2 separate regions of the Mus musculus genome follow, and region 1 is linked to region 2. The links are chromatin contacts, found by Hi-C or POLR2A ChIA-PET in ENCODE. All regions are on one chromosome and are shown on one strand. Each heading gives the region's core, a stretch centred on a gene start or an enhancer-like site at or near the end of the contact. The rest is flanking DNA. Distances are from core to core; before and after follow the strand shown. Region 1 overlaps Rubcn (RUN domain and cysteine-rich domain containing, Beclin 1-interacting protein). Region 2 holds the start of Smbd1 (somatomedin B domain containing 1).

Region 1 (6,902 bases), core at 3,981-6,480, 43 kb after region 2:
GGGAAGAAAAAAAAAAAGTCACCAAAGATTTACTTGAAAACAAATTTTTTCCAGTGTTTGCTTCTTTTATGCATATGAGTGTTTGGCCTGAATATATGTTTGTGCATCACGTGGATGTGTCGCCTGAAGAGTTCAGAAGAAGGCATTACATTCCTGGGGACTGCAGTTACAGTTGGCTGTACGCATTGGGAATTGAATCCAGGTCCTCTGAAATAAAAGCCAAGGCTCTTAACCAGTAAGCCATCCAGCCTCAAGGTTCTCTTAAAAGTTCTAGTTATAACCACCTCTGCCTGGAACCTCTTCCTCCTTCAGTGTTTCTAAGGACAAGGTCTCACAGCCAGGATGGGCACCACAGAGTGTATCAGTAGCAGTGGCTACAGTACAGACTCTTAGGCGTGGCTGCACGTGCCTGTTAACTCAAGAGCAGCCTGGGCTACCTACTGAAACTCTACCTCAGTAGACAGAACAGAATGAACAAATAAATGCAAGGAAGGGAGGGAGGGAAGGAAGGAAAGACGGTCCTGGCCTTTCTCATACAGAGAAGGCCGGTTTGAGGCCCTGTGGCTTTGTTCTCTGGATGTTTAGAAAACAGTATACTTCCCGACCTCATCTGAGCAATGAATCCAACAGCGGGGATGAGTAGGAAACAAAGCAGGCCACACAAAGAGAAATGACGAGGGGTAATGGATAGGGGGTTCGAGTTCTTTCCTTAATCTAATTTAGATGCATTTAAATTTCTCTATAATAAAAAGTTAAGAGCACACATAAAATGGTCAGTGATTATTCTAGAACCAGCTATGTAACTTTGTTGGACTGTTTCCCTAGCTGGACACACGGAGTGCTGTGTGGAGCCGGAGACTTGAGAATCCAGAACAAGGCAAAGCTCTTAAGGAGGCCCTCAGAGCACTGGACTCTGGACTCTGGCCAGAAACTGCGCTTCTCTCTGCCTGCTGCACCTTTCTGCACTCAAACTCTTGCCACTGGGCCTAGACATTTTTGTCTGTGTGATTGTCGTTGTTGTTTTGAGGCAGGGTCTCTCTGTGTAGGTTTGACTGTCTCAACTTGCTCTGTAGACCAGGCTGTTCTTGAACTCACAGAGATCCACCTGCCTCTGCCTATCAAGCTCTGGATTAAAGATGTGATATTTAAGAGTTTCATTAAGCTCTTTCCCAGGAGATGAGAAAGCACCCTGAACCTGTAAGGCTGCTTGGTTGGTTAAGCCTCCCCGCTGAGTGGGTGACTGCTATCTCAGGGAGCAAAGACTCTTTCAACAGAATACCCTTGAAGACTTGCAGCCACACCCCAGTGAGCCAGCTCCCCTTTCACTCTTACCTTCTCCACGTGAAGGGCTGAGTGCGGGCTGAGCCACCGAATGTCTTTCACAAACTGCCAGTAATCAGCCTGGCGGCAACACACCTGCCAAACAAACACCAGCGTGAGCAGATGCCACTCACCCAAAGTTTCAGGCAGCTGTTGATAGTGAGAGAGAGGGGGACAGACAGACAGACACAGAGATAGACAGAGAGAAACAAAGGCTGGACCCAGCAGCACGGGTCTGTAATATCAACTCTTGCGATGTGGAGGCAGAAGATCTTGAGTGCAAGGAGGAGACCTTATTTCCAAAACAAGAAAACAGAACAGAAGGGCGGGAAGGAGGAGGGGAGGGGAGGAGGGAGAGGATGAGCATAGTCTGCTTCCACAAGGCTGCCCGTTTTGTGTATATGGGTGATGTGTCCCCATGTTCACAGAAGTTAGAGATCAAGCTTGGGTGAGGAGCCTCAGGAGTACTTTTCCTGTTTTTGAGACGTCTCTCAGTAGAGCTCCATGGTGGGCTGGCCTGGCTGGCTGGTCTGTAAATGCCAAGGAGCCTCCTGTCTCTGCCTCAGCATCACTAGATTACAGTGAGCACCACCTCTCCTGGGTTCCTGAGATTGAACCCAGTTCCTTGCATGGGAGCACTCTACTGGCTGAGCCCTAAACCTTCATTCTCCTGGAAGGCGTACAGTGAGTGTTACCTGCCTTCTGATCGTTTTCTCTGCACTGTTCAGTTCCCCACAAGGTAGTTCTTAAAACTAATCCAACTAGTTGTTAAAAACAAACAAACAAACAAACAAACAAACACTAAGGCTCTGGGTTCTAGTCCAAGGACTGGGGGTGGGGGTGGGAGTAGGGTCATATCAGGTCAATGGTAGGGACGACTATAAAGAATTATATGCACATTCATTGGAAAACACGTAACGATAGTTAAATTTCAGCCAGTAGAGTGCTGGGTTCAATCTCCAGAACTCAGGTGATGTAGCGCTCACTGTAACCCAGTGAGACAGGCAGCTGGGATTCATTTCATCTACCAAACCTGAACTAAGAGTACACAGAAAACCTCAACGGAGCAATGAATGATACTTTTTTTAAATTAGGTATTTTCCTTGTTTACATTTTCAATGCTATCCCAAAGGTCCCCCATACCCACCCCCCCAACCCCCTACCCACCCACTCCCCCTTTTTGGCCCTGGCGTTCCCCTGTACTGGGGCATATAAAGTTTGCAAGTCCAATGGGCCTCTCTTTGCAGTGATGGCCGACTAGGCCATCTTTTGATACATATGCAGCTAAAGACAAGAGCTCTCGGGTACTGGTTAGTTCATATTGTTGTTCCACCTATAGAGTTGCAGTTCCCTTTAGCTCCTTGGGTAATTTCGAATGATACTTTTTAAATCATTGGCAAAATATGTCCCAATACAACAGAGCTCACAACCAGATGGCTCCGAGACAAATTACCAACCTCTAAAAAGCTGTGATATAAAGCCAGACAAAAACAGAACAAAACAAATAAACAAACAAACAAAAACTGTTGGCCAAAATCCCCAATGAACATAAATACAAAGCTTGCCAATAAGCACTAACAACCTGAATCTACAAGCACATTAAAGAGACTGTACGCCAGCCAACAAGATGGGTCAGCGGGTAAACACGCCTGCGACCAGGCCTGCCAACCTGAGTTAGATTCCCAGAACCAATATGGTGAGGAGAGAGAACCAACTCTGAGTGCATGCCGCCCACAATAAATAAGTAAATGTAGAAATGTTTTAAAAAAGATTACATGATCTACAATGCAATCCTTACACCTAAGGCTCAGGGGACACAACTGTAAGAGCCAGAGGTTAAGGTGCCTGCTGGGGGGCAGCGACTGCTGTATGTGACAGGGAAGCCGCACCATGAAGTCTTAACAATATGATTGCCTAAGTAAGACCGGCACAGTGACAACATCGGTTGAAATGCCAGAGTGGAGGGGAATATTTCCAAGGGCCTCACCCCTAGATGGGAGAGCTACAGATAATCAATAGCTGCTTAAAGACGACAAATCAGTCTTCTCCAGAGATTTCTATGTTGTTAGCATATTCTCATCACTATTTTACACCTTGTCCTTTTCACTTAACACACCTTCTAACTGACCTCAAATCACAGCTTTAACATAGTGTGTGTGCATACGCCTGCCTCAAATTTATGTCACAGTGTACAGAGGATCTGAGGGAAACTGGTAGGAGTTGGTTCCCTACTTCTACCAAGTTGGTCCCTCAAGTGGTTAGACTTGGCAGCAAGCACTCACTGAGACATCTTGTTAGCCCATTAGATTGTTTCTATAATTCGTATGTGTAGATATATTTTAAAATATATGTATGTATACATATTTAATATAAAAACCAGGAGCTGAGCATGGTACCCCATGTCTGTAAATGCATACAGGAGACAGAGCAGGAGGATCTCAAGTAGAAGGTTAGCCTGGGCTACATAGCAAGACCCTATCTCAAAAATACAAAACAAAAGCAAACAATAAGGACACACAAAAAGAAGTTATTTGTATTACTTTTGTAAGTACACACACTCTGGAAGGAAGCTAGTAAAAAGTAGTAACTTACAGGATCAGAAGATAATGAGAGACTTTTTACTATTTGTTTGTTTGTTTGTTTTTCGAGACAGGGTTTCTCTGTGTAGCCCTGGCTGACCTGGAACTCACTTTATAGACCAAGCTGGCCTCGAACTCAGAAATCCGCCTGCCTCTGCCTCCCGAGTGCTGGGATTAAAGGCGTGCGCCACTATGCCCGGCTTCACTATATTTTTTTATACTCTTAAGTTTTTTAGGGCTAGAGGAATGGCTCAGTGGTTAAGAGTACTGACTGCTCCTCTGAAGGTCCTGAGTTCAAATCCCAGCAACCACATGGTGGCTCACAACCATCTGTAATGAGATCTGACTCCCTCTTCTGGTGCATCTAAAGACAGCTACAGTGTTATTAGATATAATAATAAATGAACCTTAAAAAATTCTTTTTTAGCCATGTAACCATGTAAAGTGTATTATATAGTCAAAAATTAAACATTTTAAAGTAGGTTACCAAGTGACACACATGGTACAATCTTAACTATTTTAAAAGGCATAAAATTATCTTTTAAATATAAGAATTTAAATATACAGAAAAATAAAATAAAATAAAATAAAGAACATCCAAAAGAATGATAAAAGTGATATTATTACTTGTTATTAAGTTTATGGGTGAGTTTATTTTTCTGAGTCTTTATGGTATATGTTAAAGTGTGAACAAGTAAGGAATGTATTATGAGCTGGGCACAGGGGCACACAACTTTAATCCTAGTACTTGGAAAGCAGAGGCCAGCCTGGTCTACAGACTGAGTTCCAGGACAACCAGGGCTATATACAGAGAAACCCTATTGGGTATTTTTGTGGAGGGGTGGCTTCAACAAAATCAAGCTACCTTAGGCTAGAGAGATATGGCTCTGAGGTTAAGAGTACAGACTGCTCTTGCACAGGACAGATACCAGCATTCACATGTGGCCCACAACTACCTGTAACTTCAGTTCCAGGGCATCCAATGCCCTCTTCTGGCTTCCATGGGCACCAGGCACACACATGGTATACATACATGTAGACAATATACACATAAAAAGTAAATCATTTTAATTGGGCCATCTACACTGCTAAAGCAGTTTCTTCTTGTGGTAGGGGAGGGGCCCTTTCACCTTAGCTGAGCCATCTCAGGAACTGTCTCCACATTCATAAGCAGCAGAACAGAGATGTTATCAATACACCTGGCCTCAGTAAAGGTGGCCCAGATGCAGCTGGCAACGACGAGATCCCGCTAAGACTACAGTCATGCCATTACAGCTTCCCGGGGTCCCCAAGTGATTAAAACAAACCACAGCTCACGTCCATAGCACATCCTTTTGAAAACAAAGAGGAGAAATGACCAACGGGAATCATGTGTCCCTTCCTCTTTCCAAGGGCACAGCACCCAGAATAGCTTCCTGATGACACAGCAGGCTGAAACCTTTGAAAGCACTAAATTTTCTGGAAGGAAACAACAGGGGAAAAACAAGTCTGATGCTGTCTTTAACTCTTAGACCTTAACAAGGCACAGGGCCACAATAAAACTGACGTGCAGCTTCTGTTTCGGGCCCTTTCCTCTTGGAGCCTCTGTGGACTAAGCGCCTGTCCATGCTGCACGTGTGTCTGCTCCCACTTACTGATGCTAGTGTTGTAAGTGCTCGCATACATTCTTAAATTGCTTCCTTCTGAAGGGGGGGGGCTTCTATAGGATAGCTTTCGTGCTAGTTTTTTTTTTTTTTTTTAAGAATTCTAAAAAGAGCTGGGCGTTGGTGGCGCACGCCTTTAGTCCCAGCACTTGGAAAAAATTCTAGAAAGATAAGCTAACACCATTCTGCATCTGTAAGCTTGTTTTATTTGAGAGTCTCATCAACATTTCTCCCTTTGTGGTACAGATGGTGAAACCATCATGTAATCTGGTTATGTTACTATGTGACAATGTAAAATTAGTAACAGGGCCAAGAAAAGAACCTTTGTTATCAAGGCACAAGCAGTTTAACCACTGAATGACAGCACCACTAATCTGGTAGCTATTTTGGTCACCAGCCTGGGAAACTTGCACTTTGTTTTTAACAAAACATTCTGGCATGAATCCCAAACTTGTGAATGGAACACTGGGTAGTTCAGTGCTACAAATGAACATAAAGAACACCAAGATGGGATGCAGTCTCCTGAGAGATAATATATTTAGCTGCACCCTGCTTGTTGGGTGGGGCAGCCAGGCACAGGATAGTGTGAGGGAGACAGCAGGTTCAGAGCTGGAGCTCAGCGCCGAGGGCTGAGCTGAGTGTCAAGGTGCATGGGTGACAAGAGACTGCTTCAAGGAAATGGGGGTGGGGTGGGGGGCACAAGAGTACACACAATGACTCTATCTTTAGAACCCTGTAATGGGCAAGGGACATGGCTCAGCAGGTGAGGGTACTGGCTACATCTAATGATCTGAGTTCCATCCCTAGGACCCACATGGTGGAAGGACAGATCTGAGTCCTGAAAGTTGCCCACTGATCTTCACATACATGTACATAAATAAATAAATATCATTTTTTAAAAAATGTTTAATCCAAGAAGAAATTCAGGTACAGAAACTGAAAGAATGGTCGCAGACTCAGGACAATGCTTCCTGTGGCATCATAAGATAATACCATGCAAATCAAGAAGCGACGGTGGTCAACAGCACTGCATTTATTAACCAAGGGAGAAATGGGTCTTCAATTAGATAACATGGATGCCATTTTCTTCTTTGTTTTTTTGAGATAAGTCTCTCTGTGCAGCTCTGGCTGTCCTGGAACTCACTCTGTAGACCAGGCTGGCCAGGAACTCACAGAGATCATACTGCCTCTGCCTCCCGAGTGTTGGGATTAAAGGGATGGCATTTTCTTAAAAAGCATTGCAAGATCTCCAGTGGTAAGGAAGATAATAAGATTTCACTGAATCAAGTTATCTTCAAAATTTCAATGTTCTTAATTATATATATCACAGGACAATATGCAACAGGGAAACAATTTATTA
Region 2 (7,129 bases), core at 2,305-4,804:
TACAAACGGTGCAGGCACAAATGAACGTGCATGCATATGCCAAAGAGTGTCTTTGGATTCCTACTGAGAGGTTATTTCTTCACTGCCAGTGAAATGAGCCAATTCAAGCCAGATTAGGTTATATTAAAGGCAGGTTTATTGGGAAGCTGCTCTTGGGCAAGTTTGCTGACCCAAAGGATTGAGGTCAGGAGAATCTCCATGGGGAAGAGGGTGGGGAGAGAGAAAGGGAGAAAGGGCATATTAGAAGAGAAGAGGAAAAGGAAGAAAGGGAAGAGAGGCGAGAGAGAGAGAGAGAGAGAGAGAGAGAGAGAGAGAGAGAGGAAGAGAGGGGGAGGGGGAGAAGGGAGAAAGAGAGGGGAGGGAGGGAGGGAGGGAGAGGGGGGAGGGAAAGTGCAAAATGACTGAATTATATAGGGAAGAGCCTCTGGGGGAAGAGCAGCCCAGTCCCTTTGCTGGAAAGTTCAAGGATGGGGGCAGGGTATGCCAGGTAGACTGAAGGATGCTGGGAGAACCTGGAGGCCAGGTGTGCCTTGGTTGTTCCTCTATCCCTTGTCTGAAACCAAACACCTACCTCAAACCACTGACGGAAAGGCATCTGAGCCAGCTCCCAGGCCTGACTGTAAGTAAGACTTAACTGTGGTGCTTTGAGGGGAACGGGCACAAAAGGAAGAGCGAATCTCTGTAGAGTGGAAGCTAGGCACCATCCGTGTAAGTTTCGTCAGCTCTGCTTCCCTAACCATTTCCCTAAGTTGCTCAACTCAGTGGTTATCTGTTTATTAAACCACAAATAAGCAGGTGCACCTCTTTTAAGAGATAGGAAAAAATGAAACTGGGCAGGCGGGGGTGAGGTATGTTCCTGGAGAGTCTGGTTCATGGGACTGGGCCCAGATAGCTTAATTTTAATTTTAATGCTGCTTGCTTTCTTTTCAATTGATTCCTGTTAGCTTAGCACCTGCCAGGGGCCTTGTTTAAGGATAAACTTGAGGACTTTCAGAGTTGACAGGGTCAACAGAAGCTGGCCTTTGAAAGGAAGCAAGGCTGGGTGTGGCCAAGCCAAAGTGTTGTGAAAACAGGAGTCTGAAGTGCAGAGAGCAGAGGTCCGGGACCTCTCAAAGTAAGAGTGGGCAGGGCTGGGGCTCTGGCTGAGCCTCAGGCTCCAGTTCACACTCAGTTCAGGGGCCTCCTACTGGTGGCTTACTCCATCCCTAAGCCATCCCTCTTCTCAAGCATCTAAGACCAAGAATCAACTAAAGAGCAAGGGTGGGAGAAGCGTCCAAATGAAGGGTGGCCTTGTTTGTGAATCAGAGATCAATCCGATGGTGTTTACTTTACTGTGACTGATGGGCAGTGTGACACAGGATGGAATGGAGCCAGGCAGAATTAAATTGAACCAAATAGACCTGCATGCATTAAATACAAGAATAAGTTGCTTTAAAAGTTGCCTTAGCTCCATGGATGAGTGAACTAGGTCACAGAACAATTAATGCTTGTAAAAATGGATCGGAGCCAGAAAAGCCTGAAAGTCTAGAGAGAGGCTCTCATTCTATAGATGGAGGATGGTACCCAAAGCCATGCTTGAGCTGGCTGCAAACCTGGAGAAGCAGCATCTTTCTGGCTTTCCTATCACCCCGCTCCCAAGAGTGTCACACCTTGCCTGCACCTGCTTCTGAGCCTTGGTGTATGCTGTGTCATCAGCTTGGGAGGCCTGTCCAAATCCATTAGCAGAAATGGTTCTTACATATCAAGGTCACACTTGAACCCAGCCTTCCTTCAGCTATAAAGGAAAATACAGTCACGACATTCTCGGAAAAGTGGGTGAGACTGGAGAATATCTGTGCTAAGTGAAGACAAACACATCTTTTCCTCTACGAGTTGAGCCTAGATTTTAGTGACTGCATATGTGCATGTATGTGGGCGTGGGTGTCAGTTATGAAACTAGAAAGGGCACCATGACAGGGGGAGAAGAAGTCTTCAGGAAGGGTTGGGGAGGGAAGGAAAGAGAATAGTGAGTGGGATAATCGAATATATGTGACATGAAAGCAGGAAGGACAGGGAGGAGGGACAGGGATCTGGAGGAGGGAAATAGAAGGAGATTAAGGAATGTTAAATTTGTCTGAAAATGTCCTAATGACTCAGCACTTGGGAGGCAGAGGCAGGCAGATTTCTGAGTCTAAGGCCAACCTGGTCTACAGAGTGAGTTCCAGGACAGCCAGGGCTACACAGAGAAACCCTGTCTCAAAAAAAAAACCCAAAACCTAAAACCAACCAAACAAACAAATAAAAATCAAACATCGTAGCCAAGCGTGGTGGTGCCCGCCTTTAGTTCCAGCACTCAGGGGGCAGAGTTAGGCAGAGGCAGGCAGATTTGTACTAGGCTAGCCTGGTCTACATAGTGAGTTCTAGGACAGCCGGAGCTACATAGTGAGACCCTGTTTCAAAACAAACAAACAAGCAAACAAACAAACAAACAAACAAATAAAGAAACATATCACCAGGCACTCCCACAGACTGTGGGAGCCTGAGGAAAGAGAACCTCAAATCCATTGGCTGCTTGGACTACAGAGTGAGCTCAAGCCAGCCTGGGTAACTTAGTGAGACCCTGTCTCAAACTTTAAAGCAAGGTAAAAATGTGAAGAACCCAGGGTAGCCAGGTTGGCTCCCTCTAGAGCAAGGCTTTGGCAAGTTTCTAGAGAAGGTGAGAGTGGTGTGGGGTATGGAAGGGGGTGTGGAGTGTGGGAAGGGGGTGCAGGGCAGCAGAAAGGCTTGGGAAGAGAAACCTTTATTGAATTTCCTGGGCTGGAATGATGGCTCAGCAGTTAAGAGCGTTGGATGATCTTCCAGGGGACCCGGGTTCAATTCCCAGCACCCATGTGGCAGCTCACAACCATCTCTAACTCCAGTTCCAAGAATCTTCTGGCTTCTGGGAGCACCAGGAACACACATAGTGCACATACATTCATTCATACATACATACATACATACATACATACATACATACATACAAACAACACCTCCCCCCACACGCAAAACAATAACAACAATAAGAGTCATGGATTTCCTGCTGTACTTCCAGGTATATTTTTAGCCATCCTGATCAACTAGTGGGTGGCGGCTGATGGACCAGGCTGCTGTTCATCTGGACCTGGGCTTTTTACGCTCACCATCCCTCCTAATCCCTCATGCCTCCTCCAAAAGTGTACACACCAGAACCACCTCTGAAGACTCCACAGCCTTCCCAAGCAGGCTCCAAGCTTGCTGCAGAGACAGCTGTGTGGACACACCCAGAAGCCACACCAAGCACATTTAGGATACAAGTGATGTCTGAGTAAGTGGGTTACCTGATCAGATCAGTGAGTGGGTTCTAGCCATCAGAAGGTGGCGTATCTGACCAGAAATAAATAATATTGATTGACTAAATGAAATGAGAACAAACACAGGGTCTCTTTGACCTCTCAAATAGGGGTCAGCTCAGTTCTCCTCACCTGCCTTCTGGTTTGGAATCACAGGGCCCAGCCACAGCAGGAGGAGAAAGGCAAACCACATGGCTTCAGGCTCAATAGATGCAGAAGTGCTTCAGGGATCAAGGTCCAGCTCCAATAGCTACTCACTGGAGAGCACTTGTCCAGTGTCTCCACACAGAGGAGGAGCCAGGTGACACCTGGTGATTGGCAAGGGGGTGGCACCGTGGCTGTGTGGCACAGGTGTTTCAGCTGCTGGGATTGACTTAGCCAAACAGAGGTAATTTTTATATCTTTTTATACCCACGCTCTGGGAAGAATCTGAAATGCCAAAGTGGCAGAGGGCCTCCGTGCGTATCTGACCTTCCCATTTTATAGACAAGGACACTGAGGCCTGGGAAGACAAAGGATACTTTGGACTCACACAGTTTAATATGGAGAGCTGAGGTGACAGCGCTGGTCCCCCAGCTCCCTGTCCAGTGCTGTCCCAATCAAAATGAGAGATATAGTAAGAGTGGTCCCATCAGCTACAGCAATGAGCGGGGCACCTCAGTTCCCTTGCAGAGACCCTGCGCCTGGCAGAACTGTTACAGTTCTGACATAAAGCTGAAGGTTGAGGCAAAGTCATCTCAAGGTTAAGGGATAAAGAAATTTTCCCTTAGCTCCTATTTAAAAATGCAAAGAATCGACTCTGTTGGGCATTCAGAAATGACTATGATTTGAAATTGGTTACGTCTTTGGCCCAAACAGGTTCTAATCAATCCCTGAATGCATCAGAGGCTCTGCTTTTGAAGGGATGGTGGGTGCCTAAGACAGAGAATAGCCACTCCTAACCCCACCCTGTGACCTTCCACTGGAAGCTGGTGAAAACACTCACCCTAAATCTGGGCCACACCTGGCAGCAGCCCTCGGAAAAGATCACGGACAAAGCAGGGGTTTGGGGTTTTTGGTTTGGTTTGGTTTTTTGCCTGCCTACCCTCATTCTTGCTGGCAAGTTCATCTATCCTGCTGCTGAGACATTCTTTCTCTATTAGAGCCCACTTCTTTGGGACCCCATCACAGGGTGAAGACCAGCTGAGACAGCCAGCCTCATGGATGGAACAACTGCCGGATTCTTGGCCTTTCCATCAGGCAACAGCCAATGCTGGACTAGCCAGACCAGAGCCTGTGTGCCATTTTAATAGATCCCATTTTAATATACATAAATTCTACCAGTTCTGTTTCTCTAGAGAACTCTGATATAACACCCCATTTCTCTCTGGCATTTTTACTTATGCTTTTTAAATTTATATTTTAGCTATCATAGGGGAGGGGGCACGCATACACACACGCATTTGGATGCCAAAAGACTAGTTTTGAGAATCAGCTCGCTCCTTCCATCATGGGTTCTGAGGCTCAAACTCAGGTTGTTAGGCTCACAAAGTGAGCACTTTATCCTCTGAGTGTCCTCACCTGCCCCTTCCTACCTTTATTAGATTTTTTTGTTTGTTTATGTGGCAACAACAATCACCAGGTAAAGACATGCAGATAAAGCAAATGGCGGTATGCTGAGCCTGACAGGACAGAAGGATGGAAGGAGCCTGGGCCGCAAAGGAATCACTATGTAAGCAAACCAGAGGCATCAATTGGTGTGCTTCCCCTGGGGCTCTTGAAATGTTAGGAAAACAAACTGTCTTTTGTCTGGTGTCTTGGTAGGGTTCCTGCAATGTGTAGCTGGAAGCATAATGGTATAATAATAATCTTTAAAAGTGCAGAAGCTGGGATGGAAAACTGGCTCTCAGGGAGCCAGTGGCCAAGAAGGCTATGATTTAGCGAGACCCGCTCTCTAAACTAGCTAATAAAATAGAAGAGATCTGTCTTCTCACAGCCCCAGAGGTCAAAGTCATACACCATGTGTCAGCAGGGCTCACTCCATTATTCTAGATTTGTTTTTAGAAACAAATTCCTTGGGACTTTCTACATAACCGTGACATCTGCAAACACAGATCTATCTCATTTCCTTTTCCCACCTTTTTAGAGTGGCTAGAACTTGTTTCACTGTGATGAGTTAAAGTGTTGAGAGTGGACAGCTTTCCTTTAGTCCTACTATTGGGGAGAAAGCATGCGGCTTAAGTATAATGGGAGCTGCAGGCATAATACTCATATTCCAGTGAGCTCATCGACTTCTCAGGGCCTTGGGTTGGGTTACATGAAGAGACACTTTTTTTCCTTTTAAAGACGAGGTTTCTCTGTGTATGTAGCCCTGGCTGTCCTAGAACTCACTCTGTAGACCAGGCTAGCTTTGAACTCACAGAGATCTGGCTGCCTCTGGTGTCTTGCCTCCACTAGTTCTGGGATTAAAGGTGTGCACCACCACTGCCTGGCTAGAAGGGAAATTTTTTTAAAGATTTATTTTATTTTATGTATATAAGTGCACTGTAGCTGTCTTCAGACACACCAGAAGAAGGCATCAGATCCCATTACAGGTGGTTGTGAGCCACCATGTGGTTGCTGGGATTTGAACTCTGGACCTCTGAAAGAGCAGTCAGTGCTCTTAACCCCTGAGCCATCTTTCCAGCCCTAGAAGGGGATTTTTTTTTTCTTCTCTCAGAGGTCTATGGGTGTCGCCCTGATGACTTCAACGGGGAGGGGGGGGTGTTTCCATGTAGTAGAAGCAAAGACTTAGGTGTGGCTTGTCTAGATGATTTGACTATCTCTTCACCCATCTTGCGGGGATGCCTCCCTTGAGAGCCCAAGGGGAGGAAGAGAGAGAAAACAAGTTGGGTATAACATCTGCAATACCAGCAGATGGCGCCACCAGCACAGGACAGTGTCCTTCCTCTCTAAGAGAAACTGCTTGCTGCATCGCTACTTCAAATATTTCTCAGGCATCCAGAAGGGCCACACTGCGAAGAGTCCACTCGGGTTACCCCTCCAGATGGCACAGGGACCCTCGGGCCTACGTATTTCTAAGGAAGTGGGAATAGGAAGGAAGTAGTATTTGGCTTAATTGAGGGTAGCAGATGTTCAGAAGTTGGCAGAACGTGCAGTCATTGTTTTGGAGGTGTTTGGCCATTAAAGAGGAAATAACTTGGAGGAAAGTAAACTTAAGAGATAAATATTTTTAAAATATTTATTTATTCCGACTTTTAATTAATAAATGTTTGGTGGCTGAATGTATGTGCATCCCACATATGCAGGGCCTGTAGGGGCCGGAAGAGGGCGATAGATTCCCCGAACTGGAGTTAGAGTAATTTTGAGCTGCCACGTGTGTGTTGGGAACTGACCTCAGGTCCTCTTCAAGAACAGTGAACGCTCTTAACTGTGGAACCATCTCTCTAGCCCCAGTCTGGATTTTTAAAATGGAAAAAAAAAACGTGTCAACACTTTATTATTAGTGCCTCTACTCTCGGTGAGAAGTTAAACACACAAGAAATGGCCACAAGAGATGAAGCCAAATTCTCCCAGGAGAGCACTTCATTTTCTGTGCACATTGGTCTATGGAATATTTTTGTTTGGTTTATTTGTTTGTTTATAAAATAGGGTCTGGCTATGTAGTTTGTGCTGGCCTGGAACTCAGAATCTAGTCTCAGCCTCTGGGGTGCTGGGATTACAAATTGCACCACCACACCCAGCTGGCTGGGTGGGGTCGCCTTCCAGTCTATTTGGCTTTTTAGCACAATCCACAGAGG

The links. A loop is a pair of places that touch in the nucleus more often than their neighbours do. ChIA-PET counts read pairs that join two places held with the same protein, here RNA polymerase II (POLR2A).
Region 1: a map of heart shows a loop between it and region 2 (2.3-fold over the local background). The contact joins the enhancer-like site here to the promoter of Smbd1 in region 2. A Hi-C loop is called at or near these places in 7 of 37 maps with a recorded cell type or tissue (CH12.LX, T-helper 17 cell, gastrocnemius and 2 more). POLR2A ChIA-PET finds 5 or more read pairs at or near these places in 3 of 5 experiments (Patski and embryonic stem cell).

What each region holds. Positions count from the first base shown.
Region 1 is chr16:32,848,346-32,855,247 of GRCm38, forward strand. It overlaps Rubcn (RUN domain and cysteine-rich domain containing, Beclin 1-interacting protein), which reads right to left. Exons shown (of 19, transcript NM_172615.4): 3 at 1,333-1,416. Among named protein-coding and RNA genes, the nearest start is that of Rubcn, 17 kb to the right of the region's middle. RefSeq lists an enhancer at 3,739-6,902. Within about 2 kb of position 5,231, at least 1 of the 3 ENCODE cell types and tissues checked has a DNase peak (open chromatin) inside an H3K27ac peak, as active enhancers do; it is heart, where a contact is called at or near this core.
Region 2 is chr16:32,806,892-32,814,020 of GRCm38, forward strand. It overlaps Smbd1 (somatomedin B domain containing 1), which reads right to left and starts at 3,555. Exons shown (of 4, transcript NM_001256309.1): 1 at 3,483-3,555. The coding sequence starts at 3,543.